Regions from separate parts of the Homo sapiens genome. Here all the other regions are linked to region 1. A link is a loop called in an ENCODE intact Hi-C map of the cell type or tissue named here. Cell type or tissue: endothelial cell of umbilical vein. All regions are shown on one strand.

The links. A loop is a pair of places that touch in the nucleus more often than their neighbours do. Peaks named below come from ENCODE experiments on the same cell type or tissue, not always from the same donor. Only the 100,000 strongest peaks of a DNase experiment are listed, where the experiment ranks them.
Region 2: a loop joins it to region 1, with 6 times the contacts of the local background. A loop is called at or near these places in 5 of 110 quality-filtered maps.
Region 3: a loop joins it to region 1, with 2.9 times the contacts of the local background. A loop is called at or near these places in 6 of 110 quality-filtered maps.
Region 4: it touches region 1 in a loop (8-fold over the local background); 3 of 110 quality-filtered maps call a loop at or near these places.
Region 5: a loop joins it to region 1, with 7 times the contacts of the local background. A loop is called at or near these places in 15 of 110 quality-filtered maps.
Region 6: it touches region 1 in a loop (6-fold over the local background); 10 of 110 quality-filtered maps call a loop at or near these places.
Region 7: it touches region 1 in a loop (7-fold over the local background); 10 of 110 quality-filtered maps call a loop at or near these places.

Annotation. Positions count from the first base shown.
Region 1 is chr10:17,060,758-17,064,757 of GRCh38, reverse strand. All of the region lies in intron 22 of CUBN (cubilin), which reads left to right. Among named protein-coding and RNA genes, the nearest start is that of CUBN, 67 kb to the left of the region's middle. RefSeq lists an enhancer at 1,306-2,505. In endothelial cell of umbilical vein, no CTCF peak of the experiment used is centred here; DNase peaks (open chromatin) are centred at 1,517, 2,067 and 2,557; H3K27ac peaks cover 3,510 bases.
Region 2 is chr10:16,948,989-16,952,988 of GRCh38, reverse strand. CUBN (cubilin) reads left to right here. Exons shown (of 67, transcript NM_001081.4): 33 at 600-713; 34 at 2,878-2,988. Among named protein-coding and RNA genes, the nearest start is that of RSU1, 130 kb to the right of the region's middle. In endothelial cell of umbilical vein, no CTCF peak of the experiment used is centred here; DNase peaks (open chromatin) are centred at 658 and 1,748; H3K27ac peaks cover 2,441 bases.
Region 3 is chr10:16,851,545-16,855,544 of GRCh38, reverse strand. The region is part of intron 59 of CUBN (cubilin); the gene reads left to right. Among named protein-coding and RNA genes, the nearest start is that of RSU1, 36 kb to the right of the region's middle. In endothelial cell of umbilical vein, a CTCF peak has its summit at 2,156; DNase peaks (open chromatin) are centred at 804 and 2,134.
Region 4 is chr10:16,831,144-16,835,143 of GRCh38, reverse strand. It overlaps CUBN (cubilin), which reads left to right. Exons shown (of 67, transcript NM_001081.4): 64 at 1-130; 65 at 3,727-3,892. Among named protein-coding and RNA genes, the nearest start is that of RSU1, 16 kb to the right of the region's middle. In endothelial cell of umbilical vein, no CTCF peak of the experiment used is centred here; a DNase peak (open chromatin) is centred at 2,253; H3K27ac peaks cover 2,033 bases.
Region 5 is chr10:17,214,282-17,218,281 of GRCh38, reverse strand. VIM-AS1 (VIM antisense RNA 1) reads left to right here. Exons shown (of 3, transcript NR_108061.1): 2 at 2,008-2,115; 3 at 2,918-4,000. Among named protein-coding and RNA genes, the nearest start is that of VIM, 12 kb to the left of the region's middle. In endothelial cell of umbilical vein, no CTCF peak of the experiment used is centred here; DNase peaks (open chromatin) are centred at 1,831 and 2,991; H3K27ac peaks cover 3,221 bases.
Region 6 is chr10:16,994,693-16,998,692 of GRCh38, reverse strand. The region is part of intron 28 of CUBN (cubilin); the gene reads left to right. Among named protein-coding and RNA genes, the nearest start is that of CUBN, 130 kb to the left of the region's middle. RefSeq lists a cis regulatory region at 2,284-2,301 and an enhancer at 2,220-2,364. In endothelial cell of umbilical vein, no CTCF peak of the experiment used is centred here; DNase peaks (open chromatin) are centred at 2,082 and 2,372; H3K27ac peaks cover 3,894 bases.
Region 7 is chr10:17,004,465-17,008,464 of GRCh38, reverse strand. The region is part of intron 28 of CUBN (cubilin); the gene reads left to right. Among named protein-coding and RNA genes, the nearest start is that of CUBN, 120 kb to the left of the region's middle. RefSeq lists an enhancer at 1,341-1,635. In endothelial cell of umbilical vein, no CTCF peak of the experiment used is centred here; DNase peaks (open chromatin) are centred at 924 and 1,544; H3K27ac peaks cover 3,144 bases.

The DNA of each region.
Region 1 (4,000 bases):
CACAGTCTTTGAGGTAAGATGTGAACCAGAGATGCTCCCAGCCCCAAGAGCCTGTGCATGGGATTGATGAAGGAGTCATATTTCGTTAGGCTCATGTTTCCCTAGGATGTGTTGTTTTTTAGAGACTCTGAGCTTTCCTTTTGCATCATTGTATTAAAGGACCCAAATAACATCCAGCATAGACCCATAGTAGGCATATGGTGACCATGCTTCCAAGCATTTCTCCGCTTTGGGATTACCCCAGCAGCATGGTACAATTCACTGAGCTCCCTCCAGAAAGAACTGGTAGCTTTTCCTATGTTGGGACATGCACCCTGTGACACACTCTGGCATCCTGAGAACCCCAGATGCTTATCTTTTAAAGTCCCCACTCCCTAAAATAAATAAAAGTTTAAACATCTCCCACTCAAAATCTTACCCAATTTCCCATTTATTTCTCCTTCAGAGGGGCTGGCCACTACTCTTCATTTCAGGCAAAACTCTGCAGCAGTTCAAGTTCTATGTTCAAAAGCATGGCTTTAGATTTGCTCCAGAATCCTGAGTGTGAGAGAATCAATCAATACTTTTCTCCCAGGTAGGAACCTCTGCAGGAGCAGTTCATTATCCAGCTCAAGTGCAAGCACATGCGAAATGGAATCCCTGGCAGTTACAATAGGCTATGGTGTGTGATTGACGTATTCACTGGACTTCATTCAGGTGGTTAACATCCAGTGACCAAAATTGGTTTCTTAAGAAATTATAGGGTGCACACAATTTTTCATGCTGTTGTAGTTTTATCTGTCTGGTATGTTTGGCCCCAAAGCACACTGAATATTAGATCAGGATTTGGAGCAAGTCACTTGAACTCTCTAGGCCACAGTTTTCTCATCTGTAAAATTAAGGAATTGGATTTGGTAATCTTCGAGAGATGACTTCTGGCTTTAATCATCTATGAACATAATTTTAATTTGGTGCATGAATAAACTGGCTGTATCTTAGATAACATATAATACAGGCAGGGCCTCCTGAAAATGTGGAAATCTTTGTAATGATATGCAAAGTAAGACATACCTTTGTAAAACAATTCTATTACCATCCTAGCTTGTAAGGCAATATTTTGTGCAGAAAGAACCCAGAGCAGTTAAAATAATTGGGCAGGGAGGATATTAGATTTTAATTCTAAAAGTTTTCAGAAAGATAAGATACACGTAAAATAAAAATGAGTCAGGAAAAGAGATAGAAGCAAACTGGACAGGAAAGGAAACTATAAAGAAAGAGAGAAGAAAAAGCAAGCAATAAAAGTGAAGGGGAGACGATGTTTTCATAGAAACTCAAAAGATTCTCCAGCTGGCTTCCCTGTGTGATAATCATTACTTTGGCCTCTATTTGGTCTGCATAAGGCTGAAATCACAGACGAGGGAGTGTTTGCTTTCTGTCCCTGGGCTGAGCCCGGCTGGTCACTGTGCCCGCTTGTTGTTGGATGAACTCATAGGTCTGACTAACACAGTCAAGCCATTCTAAATAGCAATCAGATGACGAGATCCAGGAAGACACAACACACCTTCTGTTTATAATTCTGGAGCCTGTCACAGTTTCCCATAGATCAAGACCTGAGAGATCGGCTCTCATGCATTGCTGAGGGGGGGTCCTGCAGCATTTTTTAGGGAAGGGCTGGTGTCAGGAGACTGAGCTGGTGTTGGGCTGGTGACACCAGGTGGTGGGCTAGTACTTTAAGGCAGTGGCTAGACCTAGAAGGCAGCCAGAGTCAGAGTGAGCTGCTGGTGTGGAAACACAGAGATGCTAGGACTCATTCTTTTCAGGTGTCATCGTATGTTGGATATTTTCTGCAGAATAAAATAGCATCAGGGAAAAGCATCAAGGGAAGCTCAGTCATTTGCCCTCATCTTACTTTATTGTTCTAACAGAAGTTATTTCCAGAGCAGTAATGTTGGTATTTGGTTGTTGATTTCTAGCTCCTCAGCCCAACAGGTGTGAGTTTGCCTGCTGAAGTCTTTCTTGTCTTCATCTGATAAAGGTTAAGTTTCCGGATTTGAGTTCAGATACTTTTCCATCTGTAGTTTGTGCCATGTGGCTATGATGTCAGCCCCAAAATATGTGTTTGGGAGAAAAAAGATTGGTTTCTTGTGATTACTGGGACTTCCTCCCTTGTTACTTTGTTTCTGCCTTTATCCAGATGTGCCTGGGAAAACAGAAAGAAAAGAACTAACAAGTACAGGTTTAACAGGTTAAAACTCTTACGAAGTTCTTAGAAACTACAAGACTAAGCTTTAATTTAACGTATTAGATTTTGCTCATTCAAACTACAAAATATTTGAATCCTGAGAGACTATAATTGACTAATGTTATCAATTTAAAGTAAAATTTTATATTCTATTAACATGTATTGCATATACATTAATATATAATCCTGCTAAGAGGGAACTTTAAAAGTATAAACAGGGACAGATAAATGTACCGGATTCATTTTCAACTTTAATATTAGAGGAAAACCTATGTAACATCTAGTCCAGTGCTTTTCAAACTGCAATTCATGACTCATTCGTGAGTCATGAAATTAATTTATTCGGTTGCTACTTGTGATTGCTAAAAGTATGGAGTAGGATAGAAAGGAATAGGAGAGAAAGTATCAGAGTTTATCATACAAAGTAAGGTGCCGCTTCATGAGAACTGTTTGTAGTATCTCCGCGCATGGGTGGCTAACGTAAATGTATTTTTTAGGGTATGTCAAGAAAGTTTGAAGCACAAATCTATTCCAGTTACCTTAATTTTTAAATGAGGGAGATAGAAGTCTAGGATGTTGAATTTATCCTCCCAAGAATACATAGCTGATTGGTTTGAAAGTCAGACTAAACAACTGAGTCCCGTCTTAGAATCCATTGCTTTTGCCATGTCTAGGTTAGCTCTTAGAAACGCTCTAAATGAACTGCATATAACAGCTAGTAACATTTAATTCAGGGCTATCATCAAACTGTGGTGGATTTTTCATATTTCCTGCAAAGCGAAAACCTTCACAATTGTCCAGGGAAATGGCCAAGGATGATCCCAACAACAACAACACAGGATTAGAGATGAGCCCTACTGGGCTTTCTTGGCCTCCCTCCTTCCCAGGGCAGGGTTCCCACCTACTCATCAGTGGGTGGTTAGTGCTGTTTTTTATCAGTGATCCTGGAATGAGCTCAGAAGAGGCATCTAGCAGTGCAAAGTTAAGAAATGATGACAAACATGCCCAAAGAGGCCTTCTTTACACTAAACGGGTAAAGAGAGTTCTGTTTCTATTTTAAAACTTCAGTTTGGGAGTGTAGTGTTCTCAAATTCTAGTGTTCATAAGGAATTTGAGATGGGGGATTTTCTTGCTATAAATTCAGGCATCTGGGCCCCACCCAGAAATTCTGATTAAAATAGGTCTAGGGTGCTTGTTCGCCAAGCAATTCAAGGGGTTCTAATGAAACTTTGTAGTTTATCAAGGACTCTGAAAGTCAAGCCTTAGCATGTGAATTGCTGTAGAATTACAAGGGAGATACAATAGTGGATTGGACTGTAACTGCTCATGATGGAAAGTACTATTCATGACACAGGGAAAGGGGATGCTGTAGGGAGGTCAGAAGTCTTGGTCCTACTCTCAGCCTTGATACTAATTAGGAATACTTTTGTTTGTTTGTTTTTGGGTTTTTTTTGTTGTTGTTTTTGTTGTTTGTTGGTTTGTTTTTTGAGATGGAGTTTCACTCTTGTTGCCCAGGCTGGAGTGCAATGGCAATATCTCAGCTCACTGCAACCTCTGCCTCCTAGGTTCAAGTGATTCTCCTGCCTCAGCCTCCCAAGTAGCTGGGATTACAGGCATGGTCACCATGCCTGGCTAATTTTGTATTTTTAGTAGAGACAGGGTTTCACCGTGTTGGTCAGGCTGGTCCTGAACTCCTGACCTCAGGTGATCCCCCCGCCTCAGCCTCCCAAAGTGCTGTTATTACAGGCATGAGCCACCGCACCCAGCCATAATTTGGAA
Region 2 (4,000 bases), 110 kb after region 1:
TGCTCCAGCTGAGCCTCTATAGATGCTCCTCTGTGTCTGCTCAGGCAGTCCCCTCCCTGGCCTCCCTTTTCTCACCCTCCAAGTCCTAGTTTAGCCTCGGCCTCCTCCTCAGCAAGACTCCTCTTACGCCCTCCAGCGGTGACCGCCTCTCCCTCTTCAAGACTCACATCGAATTTTGCTCTTCTCTAGTAATCTACAGTCATCCTTATGAAGCCTTATTCAATTGAGTATTTATTTTCCTGAAAAAAAGAGGTCATTTATAAGCAGATTATCCCTATGCCTATGATTTATGAGTGGGCAGTGTAAGTGAATCCATGCAAGAATTTTGTTTGAATGACTTAGGCAATTCATAGACATTTAATCTGTTGCTTTTTGCCACTTCCTACTTCCTGTAGTTGAAGAATAATTGTTAAAAATATAAACTGTGCTCCTGTTTTCTCATGGTTTATGTACAGCTCTCCTTATGGAGAACTTTCTTGGCGTGCATTTTAGAAATAAGAAGAAAAATCATTGATGGTTTTATTCATCAAATAATTGTTTTGTACGGTCAGTAGAAATGAAAAGCATATGACATGTATGTGTGTTTGTGTGTTCCCCAGCCTGCGGAGGCCACATCCTCACCAGCTCATTTGATACTGTTTCCTCTCCACGGTTCCCTGCCAATTATCCAAACAATCAGAACTGCAGCTGGATCATTCAAGCGCAACCTCCATGTAAGTAACAAAAATGAAAAAGAAAAGGCACACAGGAGAGAAGGTGTCTGTGGGAAGGTCAGTCTATGAGTAACCTTCTTATCTCAGTGCTAACAATCGATGGCCTTCCTCTTCATCTTTTGCAAGTCCCAATTCCTGATGTGCTTAAGAACAAGCATTTCCTAATCTGATAGGGAAGTCATTTCTACAGTTGCTTCTAAATTTAAAAACAATTTCTTTTTTTTCATGTCAAGGCCTAGCAAAGGTTAAAAAACACACACACGCACAACAACACAACACACCTACAACCTTGCTGTATTAACAGGCGTATGCAGGCGTATGAGATTGGGGGTAAACCAAAATAATCGATAAATAGTTTTTGACATGTGTGCCTTGAGTATAGCTGATGTTCAAGACAGTTGCTGAGTGAACAAATGAAGAAGAGTCACAGACTGGAGAATCAGTGACTCACGGGCCAGAATGCAATGCGCGCACCTATCCATCAAAGCAAACATTCATAAAACCTGGGCTCTCCTGCAAGGTACTATTCCAGCACAGGCCTAGAAGAAACATTGAATAAACGCTTACTTTCTTTTCTTTTTTGGAACCCTAGAATCTTATTTTCTGACCTGGTAACAGTCCGATGGTAAGGACTTCTGTCCTCATTTTACAGACAGAGAACATCAGGAAATGCCCCTCAAGGACATGACAGAATGGCTGCAAAGCGGGTGATGCTGGGGCCCTTCTGAATCCTGTTTCAGAGGAGCCCTGCCCTCCTTTGAGGTTTGCAGGAAAATACAGTTTCAGGCATAATGTAGGAAAGTCTTTAAGTTCTTCACTCTGCACAGTAATTAATCGCCTGTGTGAAAATAGGGAAGTCACTTAAGCTAATCAGGCCATGAAAAAGTAATCTGCAAAATGAAGAGTTTGGCTTAAATATTCTCTAGCACTTTCCCCTGGGATGTCAGGAGTTAACAAATTGCTAGTATCTTCATTGACATGCATAAGATGTGGCAGCCGATGATGTCATCCTTAGCCAATTCAAACGGGGAGGTGGAGCCCCAAAGAAAGTTGCCAGCCAGCCAGAAACTGAGCTGTAGATAAAGAAGCCCCCTCCCTTGAACTGAGAAGTTTGTGCCTGAGGATTATTTTCTAATGAGTTGTAAAGCATTTAGATGAAAGATCTCACTGGTTCAAGAACAGCAATAGGAAAAGATCCTATTCTGAAGATTAGGGAGCTTAAAGAACAACAAAAAGAAAATGTATCCAGGTGCTTGCTGTTCTGCAAGTAATTCAAAACTTTCTTGATAAATGTCTCTGAACCTTAGGGCACTAGCTCTAGCCTGAAAATAAAACTGAGTGAGCTAAAATGTGGGCTCCAGGGAGAAAAGAATGCCTTATTTACAAGCACATGCAAAGAATCCGAATTTAAGGAAATGAGTCTATTGAGAAAAATGCTTCTGCGAGGAACACAGCAATGGTGATATAAAAACTGGAAAGACGGCATTTTCCAACAAGATATTCCCTTATAGTGCCTGGAATGAACCTACCCAGGAGTCCTCTTATTTACCACTGCCAGTGTTTCAGATGCCACAGGCAGTTTCAAAAGCATCTATTCCGTTACTCTTCAAAGGAAACCATCTATTCTATTACTCTTCAAAGGAAACCATCTAGGATAGAAGTTGTCCCCTTCCCTTGCTTTATCCCTTCAACCATGTGCAAATCCGCCTCATTCATTACTTCTCTGCTGGAGAACCCTTACATGAAATTACCAGAAGTAAAATTTATCTCCCTGTATGTTTTTTAATTTTAATTTTATTTTGTAAAAAAATTTTATTGTTAATTTTTGTGGGTACATAGTAGATGTATATATGTATGGGGTACATGAGATGTTTTGATACAGGCATGCAATGTGAAATAATCCCATCATGGAAATGGGGTATCCATCCCTTCAAGCATTTATCCTTTGTGTTACAAATAATCCAATTCTACTCTTTTAATTATTTTTAAATGTACAATAAGTTATTATCGACTACAATTACCCTGTTGTGCTATCAAACAGGTCTTACTCATTCCTTCTATTTTTTATAGTCATTAACCATCCCCACCTCCCCGTCTTGCCCCATCTCCCTGTATGTTTTATTTGCCAGTACTTTACGAGAGAGTCTTCTCTTTTTTCTTCCAGTAAATCATATCACCCTCTCTTTTACCCACTTTGAACTTGAAAGAAGCACAACGTGTGCACGTGACTTTGTAGAAATTTTGGATGGCGGCCACGAAGACGCGCCCCTCCGAGGTACCTCAGCGTTCACTCATCTACATCTGTGGTCTTGGCTGTGCTTTATTTATAGATCCGCATATTTATAGGCTGCCATTCTAGGTTGCAATGTTTCCAATAAATAGAAAGAGCAGCCTAAGCCAAATAAAGATGATTAGAGGGTAAGAAAGCAGGCTTGAATGTGGGGTTCAGGGAACTCAGCCTGTTTATTAATATATTCAAACGTGTGAATAGTTTGTGTATATGTTTTAAAACATTTAAAAATTGCAGCTGCTTTAAAGAATAGTGGAATGCAACCCATCCCAGCATTAGGTAGCATTCTATCAGAAATTTCTTGTTAATATTTGACCAAGTTCTTACATTCACATGGAGTATGTTTCTTTCAGCCTTGTCCTTAGTGGAAGCGAAAAAAAAAGCACTTAATTAGATAATTAATTAATTAATTCCATTAAAAATCTGTCTTTTTGTTTGTTAGACATCCCAATAAAATTAAAGAGTGCCGCTATCTAGTTTCTGAAATGCTCTCAGGCAAAACAAACAAACACACACACACTACACACACACACACACACACACACACACACCAGGCCATTTAAGCTTTCTCCGTAAATTTCCTAACTTTTGAATTTTGTTGTAAAAACTTCTCATCCTGCACTAGAAGACAAGGTCTGTCAGAGAGGAGACTGTTTGGCCTGTTGCCTAATTCCCAGTGCCCAGGACAGTGTCTGAGACAATAGTGAACAATCAATGAACTCTCCACACCCTATGCACACCTCTCACAGCATTTGTTAGTAAGCATTTGACCAAGGATAAGGGTATATTATTTAACAAGCTGTTACATAGCAATACCTTGCGCTGAGTACTGTTCTCAGTATGTTATAAATAGTAGGTCAATCCTTGTAATCTTATGAGATAGGTTTCATTATTTTCAATATGCCCCTTTTTCCAAGTGAGGAAACTGAGGCACCAAGCACGTAAGTCACTTGCCTAGGATCACACAACTAGCAAATGGCTGAGCCAGGGGCTGAAT
Region 3 (4,000 bases), 210 kb after region 1:
TGGCTGTAAAGTTGAGTCTGGGTTCAAGTCTGCTCCACATGAATCCACTTTTTCTTTGAACCAGCAGTTACTCAGCACATGATATCTTAGTGGATCACAGGAGCACAAAGTCCTAGACAACAATAAAAACAAGAACAAAACGTAAGCACGTTTAAGGCCTCTGGCTGCTTCATGACCACTAACACTCATTCTAAAGCAAGTCGTAGGGCTAAGCCTAACATCAAGTGCACAGAAAAATATACTCTCCATTTTAGTGCAGTGCAAAGAGAGATACTGAAGAATTAAAAATCAGCCAGTTAAGCTGGGCATGGTGGCATGCACCTGTAATCCCAGCTATTCAAGAGGCTGAGGTGGAAGGATTTGCTTGACCCCAAGAATACGAGACCAGCCTGGGCATCATAGCAAGTCCTCATCTAGAAGAAAGGAAGGAAGGAAGGAAGGAAGGGAAGGAGGGAGGGAGGGGAGGGGAGGGGAGGAGAGAGGAGGGGAGGGGAGGGGAAGAGAGATAGAGAGAAAGAGAGAGAGAGAAAGAGAGAGAGAGAAAAAAGGAAAGGAAAGGAAGAAAAAAGAAGGAGTGAGGGAGGAAGAGAGGAAGGGAGGGAGGGAGGGAGGAAGGAAGGAAGGAAGGAAGGAAAGGAGGGAGGATGGATCAGCCAATTTACCACTCAATCCATGGCAAACACATCAGTGATTTAAGGATGCTTGTTCTGGGGTTCCCTGGAATGTGGGTGTGCTGCTTTATGGCATTAGTCATAGCAGTAGTACTACATAATAAGTGTGTGTAATGGCATTCACTGGGCCCAAGTACAATTGCCATCTTGCCCTTATGAACTTATTAGTAACAGTTAATAAACAAGTAGTGATAAATATAGCTTGAATGTTTAAAAATAACATTTAGTTTTTGAAGCTGATGATTAATAGAATAATGCCCAGCAACAGCATTTTCCTGTCTACCTACCTCCAACTCTTCAGTGCTCCTACCTGCAGCCCTCACCACAGCAATGTCCTTTCACCTGGTCTCATCTCCTTCAGTCTCGTTCCCTTGCATGTAAAATGCTGGTTCTGGATCAATTTTTAGATCAGACTTGATTAGCAAGTGCATCCTGATTCTACCACTTATTTGATTAAAAATCTTTCAACTGAATCCCATTAGCCAAAGAACACAGTCTGACAGCCAAACTCTGTATAATCCAGCATTGAAGGCCCTCTGTAGAAGACCCCATCCTGTTTTCCCAATCCTAATTCTCATTATTCTCCTTCATGTGCCCTATTCTTTTCTCAGAGTTATGCTTGCCCATGCATATAATGTAAATTCTTGCCCATTTAGCCTTGGATCAAGAGATTCTTTCAGGCTGGAATTGCCAATGCCAATTCCATTTCTACATGGTTTTATTCTATTTATGCTTCAAGACCCAGATCCAAATCACCTCCTCCTTGGAACAGTTGAGATCCTCATAGCCCAAAGTAATCTTCATCTTTTTGCAAAACTGTAAGACGTTTCTGCCTCTTTTACTGAACCTATCATTTTCTAAATTGCGTCATCATTATTTATCTATGTCTTACTACTAATGGACTATCACTTATCTTTTTCTACTTAAATACTAAATATACTTTCTTGAATATTGAAACAATATGTAATAAATAAATTTATCAATCCATTCATACCCTCAGTCATCGTTCTTCTGTGCTACGCATGCCAATAAGCTTAAGTGGTTTCCTTAAGTAACAGTCAGTTCACACTGGAATCAAAGCTGCTCAAACTCCACAAACTCCAACCCTCTCTTGAGTTTGCAGGCCCATTTCAGATTAGCAGAATCATTAGCAACATGTGGTGAAGCACTGCGTATTGCTTACGTTTCAGAATAATTTTGTCCTATATGACCTCTGTGAATATATCAGGGACTGGGCCTTTGGAAGCATTTCAACTTTGGGAAATGTCTGACTATGCAAATACTCTATAGTTTCGCCTGACTTAGAAGCTATGGACAGGCCAAGCCTGACCTACTAAGTAATGTGCCTGTAACAAAAATCACCCTGCACGTTTGCTATCTATCCATTGGATTTACAGACAGGGTTCAGGAGAGCCACCATTGTTCATGTTTACTGCCAAGGTCCAAGTACAAAATCTTAGCACCCCCTAATGTTGAAAGCAGTCTTTTCACCGTGAGCAGAAAATGGAATGAGAAAAATAGACTGAAGGCCAATCCCAGCGAAGTTTAACTTTGGAACTAGCCATGACCTATATTTGTGTAGAATACAAGCTTTATAGACATTAATTTCAGCACCAGTTTAATCCCTGTTCCTACTAGGGCTATTTTGAGCTTATTTCACCATTTCTTTCAAAATTGTCAATAAATTGTTCATCCCTTTATGCTCTTCTTAAATCATTTCTGAGCTGTCTGCTTAGGCCATGGAGTAGACAAAACTAAATCTTATGTTCTGAGGATTGTTTTTTTGTATTCTTTTATGGTAGACCGTTTAATCATCTTGAGATTATTCTTTATCTCTCCTTTGTATTTTTATTCTGAATTATAAAATTTTTATCTGAAAGAAGGCCTTTTTCTTCTATAAAGATTTTTTCCTTTAGCTTCTCATGTTTTGGAAAAGAAAAAGTTAAATATAGAGTGTGGCTGAATATAAACTGGACTGCAGTGTTAAATGCCTCTCAGCCTCTTTCTATCACACTGTGTAAATAAAAGATTTGTTGGCAGCAATTTTCTTGGTTTGTTGGGTAAATTCTTCATAAATTCAGTTTTCAGTCTGACAGTGTTCATGAAAGCGGAACATAAAAGTAAAACATATGCACATTTTCCACCAGCTTTATTATGCAAAGTACTTGATTTTGTATAAAACTGGATTTTTCAAGGCCAGGAAAATCTTCAATAAATCACATCAGCAATCCCAAAAACGTCTGTAGAACCCTATGTGTTTTCCCACTTCTTTCAGCAACTCCGTGAATAAGAAGGAGACACCTGAAGGCTCTGCTATGGAAGCAAAGAGCGAGGGAGGCAAAGATAGAGTGAGGAAGGGAAAGATAGACTGAGGGAGGCAAAGATAGAGTGAGGGAGGGAAAGATAGAGGGAGGGAGGGAGGGAAAGATAGAGGGAGGGATGGAAAGATAGAGTGAGGGAGGGAAAGATGGAGGGAGGGAAAGATAGAGTGAGGGAGGCAAAGATAGAGGGAGGGAGGGAAAGATAGAGGGAGGGAGGGAAAGATGGAGGGAGGGATGGAAAGATGGAGGGAGGGAAAGATAGAGTGAGGAAGGGAAAGATGGAGGGAGGGAGGGAAAGATAGAGGGAGGGATGGAAAGATGGAGGGAGGGAAAGATAGAGTGAGGAAGGGAAAGATAGAGGGAGGGAGGGAGGGAAAGATAGAGGGAGGGAGGGAAAGATAGAGTGAGGGAGGGAAAGATGGAGGGAGGGAAAGATGGAGGGAGGGAGGGAAAGATAGAGGGAGGGAGGGAAAGATGATGGAGGGAGGGAAAGATGGAGGGAGGGAAAGATAGAGGGAGGGAGGGAAAGATAGAGTGAGGGAGGCAAAGATAGAGGGAGGGAGGGAAAGATAGAGGGAGGGAGGGAAAGATTGAGGGAGGGAAAGATGGAGGGAGGGAAAGATAGAGGGAGGGAGGGAAAGATAGAGTCAGGGAGGGAAAGATGGAGGGAGGGAAAGATAGAGGGAGAGAGGGAAAGAGAGTGAGGGAGGGAAAGACAGAGTGAGGGAGGGAAATATAGAGGGAGGGAGGGAAAGATGGAGGGAGAGAGGGAAAGAGAGTGAGGGAGGGAAAGACAGAGTGAGGGAGGGAAAGATAGAGGGAGGGAGGGAAAGATGGAGGGAAGGAAAGATAGAGGGAGGGAGGGAAAGATAGAGTGAGGGAGGGAAAGATAGAGGGAGGGAAGGAGGGAGAGATGGGGCGGGTGGGGGGAAGGAAGAAAGAAAAGAAAAGAGGGAGGGAGGAAAGGAGGGAGCCCAGGAGGGAATGATCTGATCATGTTCTCAGAGT
Region 4 (4,000 bases), 230 kb after region 1:
GCCAGATAACTACGACAATGACAAGGATTGCACCGTTACTCTCACAGCCCCCCAGAACCACACCATTTCCCTCTTTTTTCATTCACTTGGCATCGAGAACTCAGTTGAATGCAGAAACGATTTCTTGGAGGTGATATGCATTTGAATATCGTTTGAATGAATTATTTAAAAGATGGTGGATCACTTAAGATTTTACACCTTTTATCTAGTGCTGCTAATATTATATGATTCTTATTTGTTTCATTAATTTATTCATTACCCTTTCATTCCCTAAACATCTACAGAGCACCAGTCCAAACACCGGAAATTGGGAACCTTAGGGCCCGCAGGAGACTCCTAGTCTGGCAGGAAGGACAGATGGGGTATAGCCAATTACAGCACAATGTGGAAAGGACTAACTGAGTCCAGCATGGGTTGGGGTTCCTAACTCAGTCTGGGAACTAGAAGGCTCAAGAGGGCAATATGTAAGTTGAGACCTAAAAGGATCAGAGGGAAGTCTAAGGACAACATGCTGGTTCTGTAAAATGAAGCTCAATGATACTAAATAGCTCACCTAATTTTCCTGACAGCTACAGTAAGTTTGGGGCATCGTCAACATCCTCTAAAGACAAGTGTTTCCTTGAATAAATGCTCCCTGGTCTCAGGGGGGTGTGGTCTGTCCTTTCTTCACCACAACTCCAGAGCTTGAATTTGGGCACAGAAATGACTTCACTGTTTGCCCATCGTCCACACACCCACCCCCCACTCCCACCCCAGGACACACTGAGAGAGAAGCCCCCTTGTGCCTGGAGCAGGCAGAACCATGCGCCTCGTGGGCCTGAAACTTTGGGGTCCTCCAGTGCCCCCGATGAGCTCCCTCTGTGCTCTTTCTGCCCCATCGCTGCATTGGGCATATGAGATGGAACATGAACATCATCGCTCATAGGCAGGAGATAGTCTGAATAAGCCTCATGTGATGTGGACCCAGTGTGTGGAACTCAGCCCCTGTGTTTTGCCAGAAAAACCCCAGAGCTCACGGGGTTTGAGCTTTGCAAGCTCTGTCGAAAATGCATTCATCCTTAGGAAATATACTTAGGTGGAACCTAAAAACCAAGAGCATAAAGATGCTGAGTTCCTCTGTGAGTGGAGTTTAAATCTAAACCTCATCCTGACCGTCTCTAAACTGGCTTTGTACCACACAAGAGTCTTCAGTAAAGTTTCCAAAAAGTGTGCTTGTTCCTCTACCCCTGATCTGGAGTTGTATTTTTTATTTTATTTTTTTTCTCACTGCCTCTTTAATCAGGTCTTCATTCAAAATAAGCTGCCCAAGAGGATTTGACCTTTGTAGCATAAAGAAATGTACCGGTGTAGGCAGCGGGCTCCTTTCATTCTGTGGGACGATTCTTTCTAGCGGGCCTCTGCTCAGCTGATAGTTTCTTGGTAGCTTCAGCCTTTGTTCCCAACAAAACATCTTCTGCTTCTTAGCACCAAGGGCTTTCTTTCTTTCTTTTCTTTCTTCTTCTTTCTTTTCTGCCCTGCAACCCCCCTCATCCGATTTGGCTCCTAGGGCTGCTGGCACCTTCTGCCCAGCCTGGCCAGGAAGGGTGTTCTGGCATATGGTCTTTGCATATGGGTTTAGCTTCAACATGATTCCTGATGCGGAGTTTTATCATCCTGGAAAGCTCTCCCCTTTGGAATTCATCTAAATCCTTTATTAATCAATAACCTTAACATATAGTGCCATAAATAACACTCGGAGGAAGCTCATGCCTTTTCTAAAGGAATACTCGCCACGACAGGAGACCGAAAGATGTATATAGCAGGGAGGAAATGAAGAGGCAAATACAGTTATTCTTTGTGCCGGTCAGGTTATTCAACTTGGACCTGTGTACCTCCCCCACCATGGAGATCCAAATATTTATATGAAGTGTAAAGCAGAAAGAATGAGGAGAGTGGGATCTGGAGGAAAGATGGAATAATCCCGTTAGGTTGGAGTCACAGTGCAACTAACTCTTAACTCACTCCAGCTTGAATGGACCATTATTGATCAGAGTCAACGTTTGCCATTTGCCTGATAGATGCTGGGAAGCAAAGCCTTGCTTTCCAGCCGTGGAGAGTGAGAATTCCTCCTCCTAGCTGTCCTTCATTACTCCACAGAATGGATCTGAAACTTCCTGTCCCATAAGCAAAGAAAGGAAACCACCGCTTAGGCCTGTAAAATGTAGCTCCATCTGGCTCTCAGTGGGAAGGCTGTGGGCATAGTTTCTTGGCAGCTGTACCAGGAAGCCTCAGCATTCCGTTCTTGTGAACTGCGGTGGGAACGGAAATGTCTGACTGAGAATTCTGACTGTGTTACTACCAAGCGAGGGCCGAGCTCTAGACCATGCTTGGAATCTGTTTTCATGCCTTCACCTCCCCTTTCAAGATCCTCTGATGTCCCAGAGATGCCCACTGCTCTAGGTGGCCCCATTCTTCCTAGGAGAGGAAAGTGAATAAGACAAGTTGTCAGCAGTGTCAGTGGAAATTAGTATCCTGCTGCTCCTCTCAGAGCAACGGCATTTTGAAAGAGGACCCTGAGGGAAAAACGCCCAAACTCAAAAGCGTGGTGCTGGCTATGGCAGCCCTCCCATCTACTAGTGGATGACTGGCTACTCTGTCATGGCAAGGTTACTTTGTTTAAACACTTAGCAGAATAATCCCCAAAGCACTAGAAAGGCATTATTCTCTCCCATGGGCTACTACATCGACCTAAAAGGAATCTCACCTGATCAACACAGCCCAGCAAGATGTCTTAACTTTGTGACTTAAGATACCAGCAATTAACCAAAGTTTAAACCATGGAATTATATAGGGAACAGAGGAACTTCCAATATTTTGAATACATAGATCAGTAAAATCAGCATTTCCGCATGTCAGGCTGGTTCCAACATACATTGCCCGCGTAACGTTTCCGTAAGAAGCGTCGAGAGCCCTCCTGGAAGCAGGGCTGGTTGTGAATGCAGGGTAGCAGCCAGGCTGGGGGACAGAAAGTGGTTCAGTTCACAGTGTAGTTCTCTCTCCCCATAAAACACAGGCTCATCTCCTGTTTTTATATGTGTCTACTCAAAAATGAGTTGAAACAAAAAAGCAACAAGGCCTCGGAATGTGTTTGTAAAACACATTTAACAACAGACATTGTATAGATTTATAATTCTGTCCTTTGCCCATACAGAAATTCCTTTCGTTCTGAACTTTATTATACTTTGCATTGTATTTTTTCATAGCCTCTTTACAGCCAAGTAATTTTCAATGGGAAACACGTGCACACACACACATACACAAACACACACACAATGAGAAAGGTGTAATAGTTGACTGGAAGCAGAGCAGGCAACATTGCCCCCGCCCATCTCCACCTTTTAAAAATTCACTTTACCTACATTCTCCAGAATGTTTCCCCAAAAGCAAAGGCTGCAGGATCACAGCACAAACTACGGTATAAAAAAGCTGCCTGGTGTTTTAATTGCTGTAGGTTAACAGGTATTTCTGAATCCAAATGCAAATGTTTTTTGATCTACACGTGGAACATTTTTCCCCTTTGCAAGTGAAGGTGACTTCTGCATGTATTTTCAGAAAACGCTTCATTCTTAACTGTATAAAAAGACAAAGCTTTTCCGACCAATGTCATCATTCAAATTGTCTCCATTTTAATGTATATACCTTAGAGAAGAAAGTGTAAGTTTAATAATGAATGACTCCTTCCTAAAGGTGAGAAATGGAAGTAACAGCAATTCACCATTACTGGGCAAGTACTGTGGAACTCTGCTGCCAAACCCTGTCTTCTCTCAAAATAATGAACTATACCTACGATTTAAGAGTGATAGTGTAACTTCTGATCGTGGATATGAAATCATCTGGACTTCATCACCCTCTGGTAAGACATTTGCACTTTGTACAGGAAAGCACTGTGAGAAAAACATGAGGTGTCTAATAGTAAAAGGCAAAGTAACTTTATATTTTTAGCTACCTGTGTACCTGATTA
Region 5 (4,000 bases), 150 kb before region 1:
AGTAATTTTGTGCTACCATTGGAGATGTCCCCAAATCTCTTTGGCATTGTTATCATGATGTTTGTCTCTTTGGTCTACTTTTTTCCTATTCTGATGCAGCAACAGGACCCATTTTGATTCAGAGAATATGGTGCCCTTAATGAATCATCAAGAAGTCCATAGACAGTTTTAGGGGTTTTCTGTGGAGATCTCATTTCTTAATTCTGACTCAACCCACCAGAATGAATGGATAATTATGGCATTTGAATCTTGCATATGATTAAGTGAATAAAAATGCTTTGCCCCATTTGCTAGTAGAAAAGAAATAAAACCACATTTTTGGAATGCAATACTTATATCAGTTAAAAACAACTTCTCCCTATACTTACCATCTATTAGTTTGATTTTTAGGGAGATTTATTAACATTTTAGTCCTTCATGGTAGTACTATTGTGCAATCCAAGAATTATGGGGGAGTTTTTGGAAATGAGAGGAGGCTCAGGGAATTATAGGCAACCAAGATTCTCAAGGCCAAACCCAACAGCGATACTGATAATACATGTGTGCTTACTATCCAGTTTTTAAATTTTCTCATGCAATACTAATCTCATTGCTTTTGTATGTCAGATTTTAAAATAGAGCATGCTTAATATACTTCAGATGTCTGCAAGGGGAACAGCAGCAAATACCACAGTCCCATGGTAAATATAAGGGAAAAACAAAGGCATATATGTGTTAACAAGTCTGATGAATGGCTCATGCCTGTAATCGCAGCACTTTGGGAGGCCGAGGTGAGAGGATCATGAGGTCAGGTGTTCGAGACCAGCCTGGCCAACATGGTGAAACCCCGTCTCTACTAAAAATACAAAAATTAGCAGGGCGTGGTGGCAGGCACCTGTAATCCCAGTTACTCGGGAGGCTGAGGCAGGAGAGTCACTTGAAACCAGAAGGTGGAGGTTGCAGTGAGCTGAGGTCACACCACTGCACTCCAGCCTGGGCAACAAGAGCAAAACTCCATCTCAACAGCAACAACAACATCAATAACAGCAAAGCCTGATGAAATCCTAACTCAGCAGTGGCGCAATTACTTCATAGATTGGATTATTTTGAAAAGAAGCAGCAAACCCCATTTGGTGGATGTATTTTGAGTCTTTTTTTTTTTTCTGAGACAGGAGCTTGCAATACCACCCAGGCTAGAATACAGTGACTCCATCACAGCTCACTGTAGCCTCGACCTCCTGGGCTCAGGCAATCCTCTTACCTCAGCCTCTTGAGCAGCTGGGACTACAGGCACATGCCACCATGCCCAGATAATTTTCTTAAAATATATTTTGTAGAGACAGGGTTTTGCCGTGTTGTCAGGCTAGTCGCAAGCTCCCGAGCTCAAGTGACCCCTCCTTGGCCTACCCAAAGTGCTGGGATTACAGGCATCAGCCACTGCGCCTGCGCGGCCTGCGTTTTGAATCTTTAGGTGAGCAGGCTCCCTGCTAGGTGCTAAGGACGCAGAAATGAATACCACCCCTCCCTTCCTCTCAGAGGGCTCCCAATCTGCTCCTCTTTTCTCTGTTAAATATTTTGCCTTTGAGTCTTGCATAATGATGTGGCCACATTGAGACCTAGTTGAACAGTTTCACAATAACTCCCTTAAGTCAGAGGGCCTTGGTGAAATAACATTGACTTTTACTCTGAAATCCATGGAAATACAAAATTTACTGTTTTGTTCTCCTTGATAAAATATAGCATAATAACTAGTTGCTGGGTTACTACCTAAAACACAGGCCCCAAACTACAGCCAGGAAGGGCAGTTAGCAATTAAGTAAAGGAAATGACTATGACTAGTGGGTCTGAAACCCAACACACTGCCCATATCCTTCTTAGCATAGGGAGGCATTGATGTTACTTAGGCAACTTTTATCACTAAGGAAGTAGTTTTGGTGACTCATGCTCATAACAGAATGACTTATTTCAAGACCTGAGTGTTCAGTAACCTTACCATTATGCTTCTGTTTTCTTTTTTTTTGGACTCAGACAGCAAAGCTCCCTTTGGATGACATAGATTTATTACTTAGTAGTATATTATGTATTGGCTGTCCCACATTTTGAAATTTAATGGACTCGTGGTGATCAGAATAAAAGGTCAGTATTTCCTACAATATGTTGATACGTTAAAGGCAGAACTAACACCTCATTTTCTAAGCAGAACTATTATCTTATTAAATGTCTAAGTTGACATTTCTTGCCAATTTTTTTTTACTTAATGTAACAGTGCTGTTTCAAATACTAGTCATTATTTAATAACTAAAATGGAATGCTGAAGAATTTTATGCTATGACATAAAATGCCGTATTTTTTCCCCAAATATATGAAAAATGGAATTAAAATCTCCACTGAGTGTTGCTATTACAAAAGGAAGAAATCCTAAGGAAATTCATTGGCTAGGTTCTCGGTTCAGATTTACAGCCTACCTGCTTGATGGCCCAACAGCATTTATTTCTTGACAATTGACATTTTTTTCTGTGTTAAAAATAGCTGAGAAGTTGTAGAAAAATTAGTTAATTAAAAGAGTTATAGGTTGCTAATGTGTTTGGAGAGCTTTATGGAAGAACTTACTGTTGACAGAAAAAGCAAGCCACAAGCCAAGGACCTGAGCTGGCTTCTGGGGTAGTGCAGGAGCAACTTGGCTTGGGTTCCAGGGTTTGTCGGGAGCCTTGGAGATGCCAGCTTCCAGTGTGGTCAGCCAAGGATTTACCTGAATCACTAGTATACCTTTTGTCCTAATTCCAGAAATCATGCCATAAGTCTCAAAATTTGGACAGTGTTACTTGAGCTGTTTTTATTTTGCTTTCAATTGAGTCCTTTTCTGGTTTTAATTTTGTAGCTGGAACAGCTTGAAAAAGGCAATGAGTCATGACAAATATTTCTTTTCTTCTCAATATAGAAGCCTTCGATGTGAGGCCCAGGCATTGAGTACCATGTGTGCGATTCACAAGCCTTGGCATCTGAACAATTTTTTGGAAGGATCCATCAGGACAACACGTCGGGGGTGTACTAGTGAAGTGATTTTCCAAATGTGCTACTCAGACCTGTAGCATCAGCATCACCGGATAATTTGTTAGAAATTCCAACTGTTAGGCCCCACTTTAGACCAACTGAATGTGAAACTCTGGGAGTACGTGGGGCCCAGCAATTTGTGTTTTTACAAGACTTACCAGGTGATTCTGAGAACCACTGTGCTAGTGAATTGTTCCTGTCTGTGGCCACGTAGAATAAGAAAACCATAGGGTTGGAAAATGGGGAAACTGGTGAGTGTTCGCTTATGAGGAAATGAAGAATAGATAGAAAAGAATTAGTTAACTTTTGGAATTCAAAAGAGAAGCAGTTTGTAAAAGCCAGGAATTTGATTTGAAGGACTAATTGCTTGCAGAATCTTTGCTTTCTCAGAGAGGGGCAATCCAGATCACTAGGTTACCGTGAAATATGTTGGTATGGCTCTAAAATTCTAGAATAATCTCTCTAGTGAGAAAAGGCATACCTTTCCATATTAGGACAAAACTTCAAATCAGGTTTGTAAAATCCTATAAGATTATTGTATCCCATTGCCATGGCCAACTTGTTTGTCTCTGGAGATCCCAGTTTCTACATCTGAAAACCATATGCATTCCTGCTCACCAGGAATTATCTCGCTGAATGAAGCAAGAGATTCAGGATGTGTAAGAGAATTTATGAAGCATTTGGATTACCAAGAAATGTGAAGTATAAAGATCAAGAATGATTATTACAAACACTGATGGTAAAGAGGTGTTTCGAAGTCGATGCAAAAAATGAGTTGCTTATTTCAGTCTCTCTTTGATATATCTGCCTTTTTAGTGCTGACTCTATCATGTATTCACTATTTGATTTTCAGTGAATCACATTTTTTAAAGCTTTTAATCTGTTTCCTCAAAAAATATATTTTTTAAAAATATTTACTCAGGATTGTTGTGAGAATAAAATTGATTCGATTGATATTTCAAAAAAGAAA
Region 6 (4,000 bases), 66 kb after region 1:
TTACAAATGTGCACTCCTTGAATACCACACAAATAGTTGTTACCATTTTGTACCTACCTGGGAGTTTGGCCACCTCAATTATCAGGGAAAGAATGAGGATACATTAGCTTCTTAGGGCTACTGTAACTAAGTACCACAAACTGGGTGGCATGGGACAACAGAAATTTGTTCTCTTTATTCTGGAGGCTGGAATTCCAAAGTCAAGGTGTTGGCAGGGTCATCCCTCTGACGGCTCTAGGGAAGACCCTTCCTTGCTGCTTCTAGCTTCTGTTGATTGATGGCTGTCTTTGGCTTTCTAAGCCTTGTAGATGCATAACTCCAATTTCTGCCTCTATCCACACATGACCTTCTTCCTTCTTGGTGTCTGGGACCAAATTTCCCTCTTCGTATAAGGATACCAAGAATATTGGATTTCAGTTCCACCCCAATCCAGTATGATCTCATTTTAACTTGACTGCATCTGCCAAGGCCCTTTCCTCCAAAAAGGTCACAGTCACAGGTTCCTGGTAGGCATAAGTCTCGGGGGACAGTGTTCAACCCAATACAGGGACAACTCTCTCCTCTCCTGGAGTCACGATGTTTTGTCCTCTTCTTCCTTTTCACTCTCTTCTTTCTTCCTTCTTTTTTCTCAAGGAAATTTTATGTTCCTTGGCCTTTATATTACTTGATTTTCTTCTTTGATTTCATCTCGTGATCACTCCAGTTTGTGTCCCCTTCCTCACAGAATACATGCTATCTGACTAAATCCCTCAGAAAAATCCATCTGCACATGCTTCATGTCCTTATGAATTTGAGGAGCTCCACCCTTGGCCTTGTGTTCAGAGAGGACTAGTGACCCTAGTAGGACAGATGCCTATCACTTGGCCACATACCTGTGAAATGTTGGGGAATTAACTGGTAACATCAAACCAGGAATTACTGACTTTTTGTGGTTCTCATTACATGCCAGTCACCTTTGGACAACTTTGGCCATTTTAAGGAGCACATATTCCTGTCCACTTCCCCACCCTCCCTGACCTGAAAGTTTCTGTTCAAAATCCTTGTAATTACGTTTTTTTATGTTTCATAGATGTATCGGAAGTGAGGCCTGTATACTCACTCCAGGAAATAGTTCACTTTGCCTTGGGTTGGGCCTTCCCCAGATTCTGAGCTCTTAGTTACCAATTCACATCACACCTGCCTTACCAAAAGGGTCCTTGCTGGCAGTTTCTCTTCTGTGTCCTCCCTTCCTCCACAAGCTGCCTTTTTTTTTTTTTTTTTAGATGGAGTCTCACTCTGTTGCCAGGCTGGAGTGCAGTGGTGTGATCTCAGCTCACTGCAACCTCCACTTCTTGGGTTCAAGTGATTCTCCTGCCTCAGCCTCCTGAGTAGCTGGGACTACAGGTGCCTGCCACCACGCCCAGCTAATTTTTTATATTTTTAATAGAGACAGGGTTTCACCATGTTTGCCAGGATGGTCTCGATCTCCAGACCTTGTGATCGGCCTGCCTTTGCCTCCCTAAGTGCTGGGATTACAGGCATGAGCCACTGCGCCCAGCCCACAAGCCGCCTTTTTACACAATGAAGGCAAACTGGCCTTGCCAATGAAGCACATCTCAAGGTCTTATAGAGCAGAAAGAGTTTTTATTGTTAAGTTATAGAAAAAAAGCTATTAAAATATAAATTGAGCATTTTAATGAAGCACGTGAACATCCTCACTAATTACTTTTAAAATTTAATTCTCTTTCACTGTGCCTTGGCTTTTGGCTTCGTTTTAACAGCAACTGTTGATTTCCCAGGCATTTCCTTTAGGAATGAAGGGATAAGGGTGGGAGGGTGTCGGTGATGAATCACTTCTCTCTTCCTTTTCTGCCATCCTCTTTGGGCTTTAGCCATGTGTATTTCAAGATGTTATTCCTCCTGATGCCATCAGTTTATGGCATATAGTTTCAGGAAAATGCCAGCCAGCAAAGCGCTGACTGCATTTGAGCAGTCGCCGGGCAATACAGCAGTTACTTTTTAAATTTTGTGCCTTGGATTCCATTTAGCTGTTTCATTACTGGTTTGCTTTTATTAAAGCTCTTATTAAAAACACACAGATACGAACTTAAAGATAGTACCTACATAGGAGATTATTATTAAATGTTTCAGTACTGGAATTTTATAACTCATGGCTTGTTTTGGACAAAAACCAAAACAATATTAGTGAAGTTCTTTTATGAAGGTATTTTAAGTTATCTACACAAGTAAGCAGGTTTAGCAACAGCTTGTAACTCTTGGTTGTTATGAGTTCAGCAGATCAATGTGCTTCCTGCAGATAAAGCAAGCACTTCCTTTCGGCAGATGAGTGAGAGTTTGGAGGAAAATCAAGGCAAACAGATGATCAGTCACCAGCTCTAAAACTTTTATAAAGATTAACTCTTTAAAACTGAAAAACATAGGCTTCTCTTCAGGGCATTATTTTATTCCAGTTCAGCTGATGTCTAATGATGTATTCTGTTAGATTTTGCCTCAAAGTCAATTAAAAGATTTTTGCTTTGTTTACGTTTTCCAGGTTGCTATGGTGATTGTCTTCAGTGGAGGGACAGGACAGTAATGAGGGCAGCATTCAACATTGTTAGTTCCGTGCCTTTGAGCTGAAGTTCTCGGCAAGGCATGGGGGAGAGAGAACACAGAAGTGGAGGTCAGGATCGGGGAGGGTGGGTGTCACAATAGGGTTTTGTACCCACATCTGCCATTCACTAAGTGATATGAGCATGTTCCACAGCTTTCTTGAACCTCACTTTGCTCACCTCTACAATGGGCCTGACATCATTGTTACCTGCCTCCCGTTGTCATGATTAATTTCAAATAAAATAATGCATTTCAAATAAAAATAATTCAAATAAAATAAAAGCACTTGAGAACTGAACTACCATAAAAATATGGATTGTCTTTTAAAAAATTTTTGTGCACCTTAATGAAAAACCAATTTCTTACCTCTTCTCTAGCTATTCATGATAGCTTTTTAACCAGTAATTCCTCTTCTAGCTCCAAGTCTTTGTCTCAAATCTGGGGATAAAGTCTTGTGAGGATACAAAACACGGCCAGGTGTGGTGGCTCATACCTGTAATCCCAGCACTTTGGGAGGGAAAGGTGGATCACTTGAGCCTAGGAGTTCAAGACCAGCCTGGGCAATATAGCAAGATCCTGTTTCAAAAGAAAAGAGTAAAAAAAAAATGTAAAGATAGAATACACAGCATGTGTGAAAGGATTATGATATGCACAACATTTAGCTAAAAACTTTGGATTGTTTCATTCATTCTATGTAACAACCCTATGAAGTAAGTATTCATACAGCTATAGATGAAAGAAAGGTTAGATTACTTACCTAGGAACTATCACAGCCAGTTTAGGAACCCATTTGTCTGAACTACAGCCCATGCTTCCTCTGTTACACTATAATGTTTCCAAAAGTTTTGCAATCTAACATGCCAATTAAGCAGTTCTAAAATCGTGTCTACTCCATGAAAACTTTCTCTTACCAAAGTGACAAAGAGCCACTGTGTCTATTTCTCTCAAAACTCTTTATTCCTCATGTCACTGTTCCTTTCTTGGTTGGTATTTTCATCTTTTTCATTTTTGAGACGGGGTCTTGCTCTGTCGCCCAGGCTGGAGAGCAGTGCTGTGATCTCGGCTCAATGCGACTTCCACCTCCTGGGTTCAAGCAATTCTCCTGCCTCAGTCTCCTGAATAGTTGAGATTACAGGCGCATACCACCACGCCCAGCTAATTTTTGCATTTTTAGTAGAGACAGGGTTTCACCATGTTGGGACAGGCTGGTCTCGAACTCATGACCTCAGGTGATCTGCCCACCTTGGTCTCCTAAAGTGTTGGGATTACAGGTGTGAACTACCACGCCTGGCTGGTATTTTCATCTTTTAAATTATCTTCTTTTATCTTCTTTTGAAAGGCTTTTCTAAATCATTGTCATCTATTTTAGATTATGAATGACCGGTGTTAAAAACTTCTGTATTTCTTT
Region 7 (4,000 bases), 56 kb after region 1:
CACACACACACACACACACACACACACACACACACGAGCAGGGATTCTGCAGCCATGGGGCCAAAATAAATTTAAAAATTACTCTCAATGCTCAAGACACACACACACACCACACACACACACACACACGGGGAGGGACTCTACAGCCACAGGACTAAATAAATGTAAAAATTACTCTCAGTGCTCAAGAGACACACCACACACACACACACACACACACACACACCACACACGGGCAGGGACTCTACAGCCATGGGGCTAAATAAATGTAAAAATTACTCTCAATGCTCAAGTGTAATTGTAATTTTTTTTTTGAGACGAGGTGTCATTCTATTTCCCAGGCTAGAGTGCAGTGGCGCAATCTCAGCTCACTGCAGCCTCAGCCTTTTGATAAGGTGATCCTCCCACCTCATCCTCTTGAGTAGCTGGGACTACAGGGGTGCACCACTTCACCCAGTTAACTTTTGTATTTTTTGTAGAGATAGGGTTTCTCTGTTTTCCAGGCTGGTCTCAAACTCCTGAGCTAAGCAATTTGCTTGCTTCGGCCTCTCAAAATGCTGGGATTACAGGCATGAGCCACTGAGCTGGTCATAACATTCTTAAATGCATTTGTGTGAGTGTGTGTAACATATCAGAAGGAAAATAATTAGAAAGGCTTCTCCTTGCACAGCCCCGCAAGGGATGTTCTCAGAATCAGGTGGAGGGCTCAGGACAGCCCCGCTAACGCTGGTCCTGGAGTTGCTCTTCGTGCCCTGGCCAGGTCAAGTGGCTTTAAACTCCTAGCCTCTTTTCCTCAGAATCCTATCACCTTGCAATCCCTTCCCCCTGCCCCACCCTCCCCACTGGACTCTTTTCTAAACTGTGCAGTACGATCTCCAAACACCAAGCAGAGAGTTCAAACTTGGCAGCGACATCATTTCCTGAGCACTGCTTCTGAGGAAGAGTTCCTACACACTTCATTCATTTCCCCAGTTCATACACAAACGCATTTACAAAATATGCTTCTTTGTGAACGACACAAACCTTCTATTGGCTTTAAGAAAACGGATCTACAACGAGGCTTTATCTGTGGGCTCTTTCTGAACATGGCCATGCAGACATGAGACAAAGTAACATTGCAGGGCCTTTTATGCGGGTCCTCAAAGAGGGCCCCACCCTGGAAATAAAGAAATGGCCACAGTTGCCCTGTCTCTAATCGGTTCATGGTATTCAGCCTTGACAGCATTGTCCAGCGGCTGAATTCAGCCTTGGAGGCCTCCATCTGGGTTGCAGGGGGAGGGGGTGGGGGATAGGGGTGGGGAATACAGAAGTTTCCGCAGGCTGTGTGAAAAGTGGCCTCCCAACCAGCTGCACAGACCCCCTCGCCTCTTCTGGTCGTTGCTCCCAGAAGCCTTCTTTCACTTAGTGATGGAATCCAGCATACAAACAAGGTCAAGGAGCTTTGTGAGCGAGAGAGTGACATTTGCAAAGGGAGCGAACCCTTCAGCTGGGAGCTTGCAGGAGCAGGGCTAAGGGGCATGTGATCAGGAGGTGATGTCACCCAGGATTTCCACAAAGGAAAAAGTGGCCTTTTCTTTGGGAAGATAGATGACATCAGCCTCTCAAATGGGGGCTGGGTCCATTTTATCTTCCTTTTAGCTATTAAGGAGATTTCTCAAGCCTTGAGAAGTTTCAGAAATTAGAAGAGAACATTTTAAAAACCGTGTCAACATCTTTTATGACTGGCTCGGTTTGGATGTAAGCCAGTGCCTTCTTGACTACCTGTGGGCATGAGGCACTGTACCAAAGGGCTTTTAAAAAACATCTTTAGAGCACTGGCAGAAAACCGCCATGAGGTCGGCAGTGTTTCTCTTAAAGTTAGATCTTTGCTCCAGGTCTCTTTCTCTCGAGTGGTCTTTCATTAGCCTTTGTTTATCACTGGTCTTTCGGGGGAATTCCTTCTCATTCAAAAATTTTATTCCTTTTGTGACTTAGAGTACATGTAGTACGATTTCTGGGAGGTTCACCCTTTAAAGACAAAGGTTTTATCTTTTGTAATTCTGTTATCCACTTGTCTTGTGTGAGAGAAAATGCCTTAGGGTGTGAGGGTGAGTAAGCTGGGCTCTAGGAGAAGATCTGCTGGACCCAGCCTATAATGAACAGGCAGCTACAACTGTGAATCATGTTAATTACATGATTATTTACATGTCAATTACACATAACCTCTGCCAGCAGATATTTTTTGAGAAGAAGTTTTTCATTCATTCAACCAACCATCCAGCACATATTTTGGGCTTGTTGTCTAAATATAGAGAGTATTAATTTGCTTGGGCTGTCGTAACAAAAATGCCACAGATTGGGAGGCTTAAGCAGCAGAAGTGTGCTGTCTCCTGGAGGCTGGAAGTCCAAGGTCAAGGTGTCGGCAGGGTTGGTTTCTCCTGAGGCCTCTCTCCTTGGCTTGCGGATGCTGCCTTTTCCCTGTGTCCTCACATGGTGTTTTCTCTGTGTGTGTTCATCCTGATAGCTCTGTGTGTCCAAATTTGCTCCTTATAAGGACACCAGTCAGATTGGATTACAGTCCATTCAGCTTCATTTTAACTTAATTGCCTCTTTTTAAAGGCCCTATCCCCGAGGACAGTCACATTCTGAGGTCTGGGAGTTAGAACTTCAACATATGAATTTTGGCAGAGATACAATTCAGCCCATACCAGAAAGGAAGGAGATCACATTCTTGACTTTGGGGAGTTAGTCATAGAGTAGGCAAGGCAGGTAAACCAAGTGTAGAAATATATACATAATCCAGGACGCCATGGGAACACAGAAAAAAATAGCTAGGACAGCCTGCGGAAGTTCAAAGAGACCTCCAGGCAGCTTTGACATTTGAACTGAGTTTTAAAGAATGGGCAAGAATTGATCAGACAAATATCTGGGAGAGGAAGGCTTTTCTAAGTAGAAGCAGCAAGGTGTGAGGGCACAAAAGTTTTGCAAAGAGCAAGTCCTTCAGCTAGACCACACATTCTCTGCATTCTCCATTGGGGCAGTATCAACTCCAAGGAGGTAAAATTGGCTCTTGGTAGGGGGATTAAGAAATTCTTACTCTTTAATGTATAAAGCATAAAGATATACAGTACATAACAGATATGCAATATACTTGTGGTATTAAATTTTCATGGTTGAGAATTTGGAAAAAAATGTCCGAACAATCTCCTTAGGGGGCTGATAATGAACAAAAGGTGAGAAACACTAGGGAAAGGGAGTGATAGAAGTTGACGCAGGACACGTTATCAGAAACCAACTGATAGGAAACATCACAAGAATTTGGATTTTATCCTGCCATCAGGGAAAGACCACCAATGGATTTTTAAGTGGGAAATTTAGTGATGCAAACAGAAGTACACTTTAGAATAAGAGTTCTGGCAAGTAGAGGGATGCCCAAGAAGAGGAAGAGACTGAGAGTTTGGTGACTAGTCAGAGCAGGGAGAAAGGAAATGAGTAGTGGGTGAGGCAGCGTATTAAAGAGCTGTTTAGGGCTGGGTGCAGTGGCTCACACCTATAATCCCAGCACTTCGGGAGGCCAAGGCAGGTGGACCATGAGGTCAGGAGTTTGAGACTGGCCTGGCCCACCCCATCTCTACTAAAAATTCAAAAATTAGCCAGCTGTGGTGGTGCGTGCCTGTAATCCTAGCTACTCAGGAGGCTGAGGCAGGAGAATAGCTTGAAACTGGGAGGCAGAGGTTGCAGTGAGCCAAGATGGCACCACTGCGCTCCAGCCTGGGCAATAGAGTGAGATTCTGCTAAAAAAAAAAAAAAAGAGCTATTTAGAAGGTAGGATGGGCAGATCTGATGGTGGAGTAGATGTGTGTCAATCTGGGAGACAGAAGAAGGAATCATGGATAGCTCCCGTTTTCCTGCGGTGTATGATTTGGTGCATGGTGGTGCCATTATTCATAGATAGGAAATCCCAGATAAAGACCATGTTTGGGGGAAAATTGTGAGCTTCTATTTGAACATGCTGAATTTG